Regions from separate parts of the Homo sapiens genome. Here region 1 is linked to region 2. A link is a contact called in ENCODE Hi-C or POLR2A ChIA-PET data. All regions are on one chromosome and are shown on one strand. Each heading gives the region's core, a stretch centred on a gene start or an enhancer-like site at or near the end of the contact. The rest is flanking DNA. Distances are from core to core; before and after follow the strand shown. Region 1 has its middle 18 kb from the start of LIF-AS1. Region 2 holds the start of MTFP1 (mitochondrial fission process 1).

Region 1 (2,700 bases), core at 134-2,633, 200 kb before region 2:
TTCTTTCTCTCTCTCTCTCCTTCCTCCCTCCCTTCCTTCCTTCCTTTCTTCCTTCCTTCCTTTCTCTCTCTCTCTCTGTCTGTCTGTCTGTCTCTCTCTCTCTCTCTCTTTTTTTCTTCCTTCCAGGGCCTTATTCTGTCACCCAGGCTGAGTGCAGTGGTGCAATCATAGCTCACTGCAGCCTCCACCTCCTAGCCTTAAGACATCCTCCCACCTCAGCCTCCTGAGTAGCTGGAGTCACAGGAACACACCACCATGCCAGGCTAGTTTGTTTTTTTTTTTCTTTTTGTAGAGATGGGGGTCTTGCTATGTTGCCCAGGCTGGTCTTGAACTCCTGGGCTAAAGCCATCCTCTTCCTTAGCCTCCCAAAGTGTTGGGAGTACAGGCGTGAGCACCTGGCCCAAGCTCTCTTTTTGCAGTGGTAAGAATGTTCTAAAATTGACTGTGGTTGCAAATATCAGTGAATACACTAAAAACCACTGAATTCTGCACTTTAAATGGGTGAATTTTACAGTGTGTGAATTCTCTCTCAATAAAGCTGTTGAAAAAAGAAAAGTGTGAAGGTGCAGGCTTTGAGAAACTCACAGGTCGGGGAGGATAGAGAAGTAAACGATTCCTGTCATAATACAGCAGGCACAGGCGGGGCACAGGGAGACGACCTGGTGAGCGGGGCTGGCTGAGGACAGGTGTCTGAGCTCAGGAGTGAAAATAAGTTTTCCACAAGAGGCCATGTTAGTACAGTGCTATGGGAAGAGAGGGGGACACCTCTCAGCCTAGGGAGCTTGGGTGAAGGGAGAGGCAATCCAGGAAGGCTTCCTAGAGCAGGTGCCATTGGGCTGAGTCCTGAAAAATGAGTCAGGCAAGAAAGCAAGAGGCAGAAGAAGATGTCACAGGTGAAAAGGGTGGAAGCCTACTCAGGGAATGTTCTGGGTGGAGGTTGGGGTGTGACAGGGAGGAGAATCCTGCCTGGTGTCCTGGGAAGGACAGTCCCCCGACATCTACCTCTACCCCCTGTGTTTCTTCAAGCAAGCCCTTGCCCCTCTCTGGGCCTGGGTTCTAACAAAAGCCCTTCCATCTCTGAGGCTGAGAGTCTCTGGGGCTCAGGTTGGAGTGATGAGGGCAAAGGGAGGGCAGACGGGGAATCAGGAGGAGGGGATGTCGTCGGGTGTCAGGGCCTGGAGACAGAGGGACCGAGGCTTCTATGGCCTTCGTGGCCACAGAGCCGGACCTGCTGCCCAGGGGCCACGTCCCCGCTACCCTCAGGCCTCCCCAGGAAACAGAAGTGCCTGGGGAGGAATCGAAACAGAAACACAGGTGTCTCTCCCTGGGCAGATTCCAAGAAAAAAAAAGAAAGTGGCCTCTAGAGAAGAGAACTTGTGAGCTTTGAAGGGAGGAAGGAAACCCAAGCCGCGAGAGGAAGCGAGAGAGGAGGGTAGGTGTGAGAGAGAAGCAGGTGCCCCAGGCGCAGGCCACACCGGCCACGGCCCACGGCCATGCCACCAGTCAGGCTTGTGGAACCCAACCGCAGGCAGCTTTGAGGGGGCACAAGAAGTGTGTGGAGGAGGAGCGGGCCCTGATGACGGTCCCCAGTGGTGCCACCAGCTTCCTGTCTCCTCGGCCCTGATACTCTCTTGGTCTCCCCAAGTCACCGTGGCCCTGGCACTAATGAGTCCTGAATTTGGAGTCATGGGGTCTCCTTTTGGCTTTTTGGAGAGTTCAGCCTTTTGGCCCCACCATGTGTGATTTGCAGTCTCTGAGCCTCAGTTTGCTTGTCTGTAAAATGGGGACCGCCAGTGCTGCTCTCCCTCTGCCGTCGGGGAGCACAGAGTGTGCACTGGAGGAAGACAAAGCAATGTGCATGAAAACACCTGGCCATGCAGACCTAAGGGATGGGAGGATCGTGGGCATGATGATATTAACCTCTTGTATGGTGATGGTATCCATTTCTTGGATGGTGAGGATATCAACCTCTTCGTGCAGTGTTTTCACCTTTCTGAAGCATCTTCTCATTACTTACCTCCTCTGAGCCTCACAGTGCCGAGTGCAAAAGGCCAGGTGGGTGTCCTTATACCCATTTGACAGGAGATAAAACTGAGGCTTGGAGAAGCAGCATCACGGAGCAGGCAGGAGAACCATGGGGATGTTGGGCTCCTGGGGCCTGGACATCACCACCCACCTCTTTGCTTTCCTCTGGCCCCGTTGGCTGCCAAGCTGGGGTAATTGGGGTCCTTGTGCTTTTCACACAGGTAGAGACCACCCCGACACCCCAAGCCAAACTTCCTGGGTCACATGGAGGGTGTTCAGGCTGGAGCAGGAAAGATTCACAAACACACCATCAAATATTTGAAAGCCTTTTAGGTAGAAGCTGAATTAGGCTAGTTCCGGGTGGTCCCAAGGGTAGAACAAGGACAAATGCCCTAGGAGGTTATAGGAACATGGAGAAGGGATTCAGTTCGTTATGGAAAAGAGCATTCTGAATACACTGAGCCAGTTACAGATAGAACATGTTGCCTGCAGGGTGGTGAGCTCCCCATCACTGGGGGCATTCAAGTGCAGGCCTGACAACCAGGTGGCAGAAGAGGTAGTGCAGAGGGGAGCAGATTCTATGAGGGAGGTTACCCTAGCACCGGGCTTCTCAACCTCAGCATGATCCACACTCTTGGAGGTGGGGGCTGCCCTTGGCATTGTAGGATATTCAGC
Region 2 (2,700 bases), core at 66-2,565:
CCAGCGGGGGCCTCAATAGTTACTCATTTTCTCTACCTTTGATGAAAATAAGAGCTAATTCTTAATAAGGCCTACCGGGTATCACGCAAAAACCCTGTGCTTACTATTACACTTTGGGTTGTTGCAAAGATTAAAGGAAATAAGCCGTGCAAAGCGCTTAAGAGCTTGGTATAAGTAAGTGCTCGTCAATGTTGGCTACTCTCATTTTTTTTGCAGACGTGGGAACTGGGGCTCAGGGAGGCTAACAGCCAGTAGGCGGCACAGCTAGGATTTGAACCCAGGATTGTCTCCAACGCCGCTCAATTATACCCGCCAAGGAGTCACAGAGACTTAGTGAAGTGCACACATTGCTCACCTGGGTGAACTGAGGTCCAGCGGGGGAAGGCTTCCTCCTGTTGTAATCACTAACCCCAACTCTGTCTCCCTTGCCCGATTCATTCATTCGTTAATTAATTCATCCAACATCCTGTCCCCAAGAAGCTCAGTCTGGGGACATACTGATCCAGTTAAATGCGAGTGCTTCCTAGTTATACATGGCGACTGCTGAGAAGGGACTCCAGAGTCCAGGCACCTACCTCCCAGGGGCTCACCGTTCACTCCTCTAGCCTCATTTAGAGCTCGCATTAAGAGCACGGGATCTGGATCCACACTGTTTGGATTCAAATCACAACTTCACCACTTAGCAGCTGTGTGTTCTGGGAAAATGACCCACCTTCTCTGTGCCTCCATTTTCTCACCTGTAAAACGGGCTCCCAGGCTGGTGGGAGGGTTTCAGGTGTAAGACATGGAGAGTCCTTTAGCGAACATGTAGACTGGCAATAAACTCAATAAATGGTGACTGTTATAATTAATCCTCGGAACCATCCTAGGGAGTGGACACTATTGTGTTCCCCATTTTATTTATTACATTAATTTTTTTTTTTTTTTTTTAGTAGAGACGAGGTCTCGCTATGTTGTCCAGGCTGTTCTCGAACCCTTGGGCTCAAGAGATCTTCCCGCCTCCGGCCTCCCAAAGTGCTGGGATCACAGGCGTGAGCCAACGGGCCCAGCCTGTGTCCCTCCCTCGTTTTTACAAATGAATAAAGAGATGCTGGATAAGCCCGAGGTCACAAGCTTTGCAGTGTAGCATCCCCCAACTTGATCCCCTGTCTCTTTGGCTCCAAAACCTACACTCAGTCCTGGGAGCGATTAGCGCCAACAGCTCAGAGAAAACGTGACGAAAACCAGTCTGTAAAACCCGAGCCTGGGAGAGGGGCTTCGGTGCGCGGGGGGAATTTGCAGACGCTCCCTGCTGGCGGAGATTTCCTGACCTGTCCTTCGGCGCGGGACTTTCGGCGGGTCCCGGCCGGGCAGACCCAAGTGCCGGCGGCGGAGACTGCAGTGGAGCCAGTACCGGCTGTAGTGGCCGGGGCCGTGGCGGGAGAGTCATGTCAGAGCCGCAGCCGCGGGGCGCAGAGCGCGATCTCTACCGGGACACGTGGGTGCGATACCTGGGTGAGCGCGGGGCGACGGGCGCGGCGACCCCACCACCACTGGGCTGGAGAAGCAGGGGTCGCCGGACGCCCGCCCGGGGCCTGGAGGAGGCGGGATGATCTTAGTTCTCATTCTGCTTTTGGGCCGGAGACTGGGCTCAGACAGGGCTAGGGACTTGCCCAAGGTCACACTACCCTGGTGGGTCGCCCAGGGCGGAAGCTCCCATGGGGTGAGCGGGCTGCCCGCTCTGGCATGCGCTCTGGCTGGCTGTGGAGTCGGGATCTCCACTCCCATTTCGGTCCTGACACGCACTGGCTCTGTCTGAACCTCAGTTTCCTCCTCGGCAAAAAAACAAAAACAAAACAAAAAACAAACGAGATACACACGAGGGCCTCTCTCATTGGGTGGTGGTTGCGAGGGTGGAATGGGATAAAGCGCAGAAAGCCCTGGCACTTGGCGAGCGTCTGGTCAGTGGCGCTGCCCTCGATCACTCTGCCCCTCTGGGTGCCTGTCACCTCATTAGTGCAGTTACTCCTGGGACCAAGACCAGGAAATCTAACCAATAAGCAATGGTAACAGTGACTCAGTGCTCAGTCCGCCCTCAGTGGCCCGAGTCCGAGGTGGGCATCATGGCACCAGTTTACATCTCGGAAAGGGAGGCTCAGAGAGGTCAAGTCACTTGCCTAAGGTCACCCAGGGACTGCTTAGCTGGCTAGGATGAGAACCAGCCTGCTCCAACGCCCCCTCGTGGAACAGTTGCGAGCCTAGGAATTAAATGTTCCCTCCCCCAGGCTATGCCAATGAGGTGGGCGAGGCTTTCCGCTCTCTTGTGCCAGCGGCGGTGGTGTGGCTGAGCTATGGCGTGGCCAGCTCCTACGTGCTGGCGGATGCCATTGACAAAGGCAAGAAGGCTGGAGAGGTGAGTGTTAGCCTATTTTCCAACCCCCAACCCTAGCTCTCTTCTTGTGTGGTTCAGTCCACAGCCTTGCATGTGATAAAGTCCCTGTGGGACACTCCAGTCCCTACAACCTTGCCTAGTGCAGTCCATAGACAGTCCTGTTTGTAGGACAGTGTACCCCTGCCCCCACACTCCCACTCCCCGAACTGGATGTGGCAGACTGTACCCCACTCCTGGGTGCGGACAAGTCCACTGGCCACTTGCCCCTCCCGGTCTAGCCTCGTGCCCCTTGTCGCAGGATTTTCTGCCTCTGCCCCAGCTGGATTAAG

The links. Hi-C counts contacts between places; a loop is a spot of excess contacts on that map. ChIA-PET counts read pairs that join two places held with the same protein, here RNA polymerase II (POLR2A). Pooled maps may share reads with other maps.
Region 1: a pooled map shows a loop between it and region 2 (2.5-fold over the local background). The contact joins the enhancer-like site here to the promoter of MTFP1 in region 2. A Hi-C loop is called at or near these places in 3 of 50 pooled maps. POLR2A ChIA-PET finds 5 or more read pairs at or near these places in 5 of 52 experiments (A549, PC-3, activated CD4-positive, alpha-beta T cell and 2 more).

What each region holds. Positions count from the first base shown.
Region 1 is chr22:30,219,993-30,222,692 of GRCh38, forward strand. No RefSeq gene overlaps it. Among named protein-coding and RNA genes, the nearest start is that of LIF-AS1, 18 kb to the right of the region's middle. RefSeq lists an enhancer at 1,279-1,909. Within about 2 kb of position 1,384, at least 6 of the 41 ENCODE cell types and tissues checked have a DNase peak (open chromatin) inside an H3K27ac peak, as active enhancers do.
Region 2 is chr22:30,424,453-30,427,152 of GRCh38, forward strand. It overlaps MTFP1 (mitochondrial fission process 1), which reads left to right and starts at 1,316. Exons shown (of 4, transcript NM_016498.5): 1 at 1,316-1,494; 2 at 2,265-2,392. The coding sequence starts at 1,428. SEC14L2 (SEC14 like lipid binding 2) reads left to right here. Exons shown (of 12, transcript NM_012429.5): 12 at 1-851. RefSeq lists enhancers at 1,576-2,134, 2,135-2,695.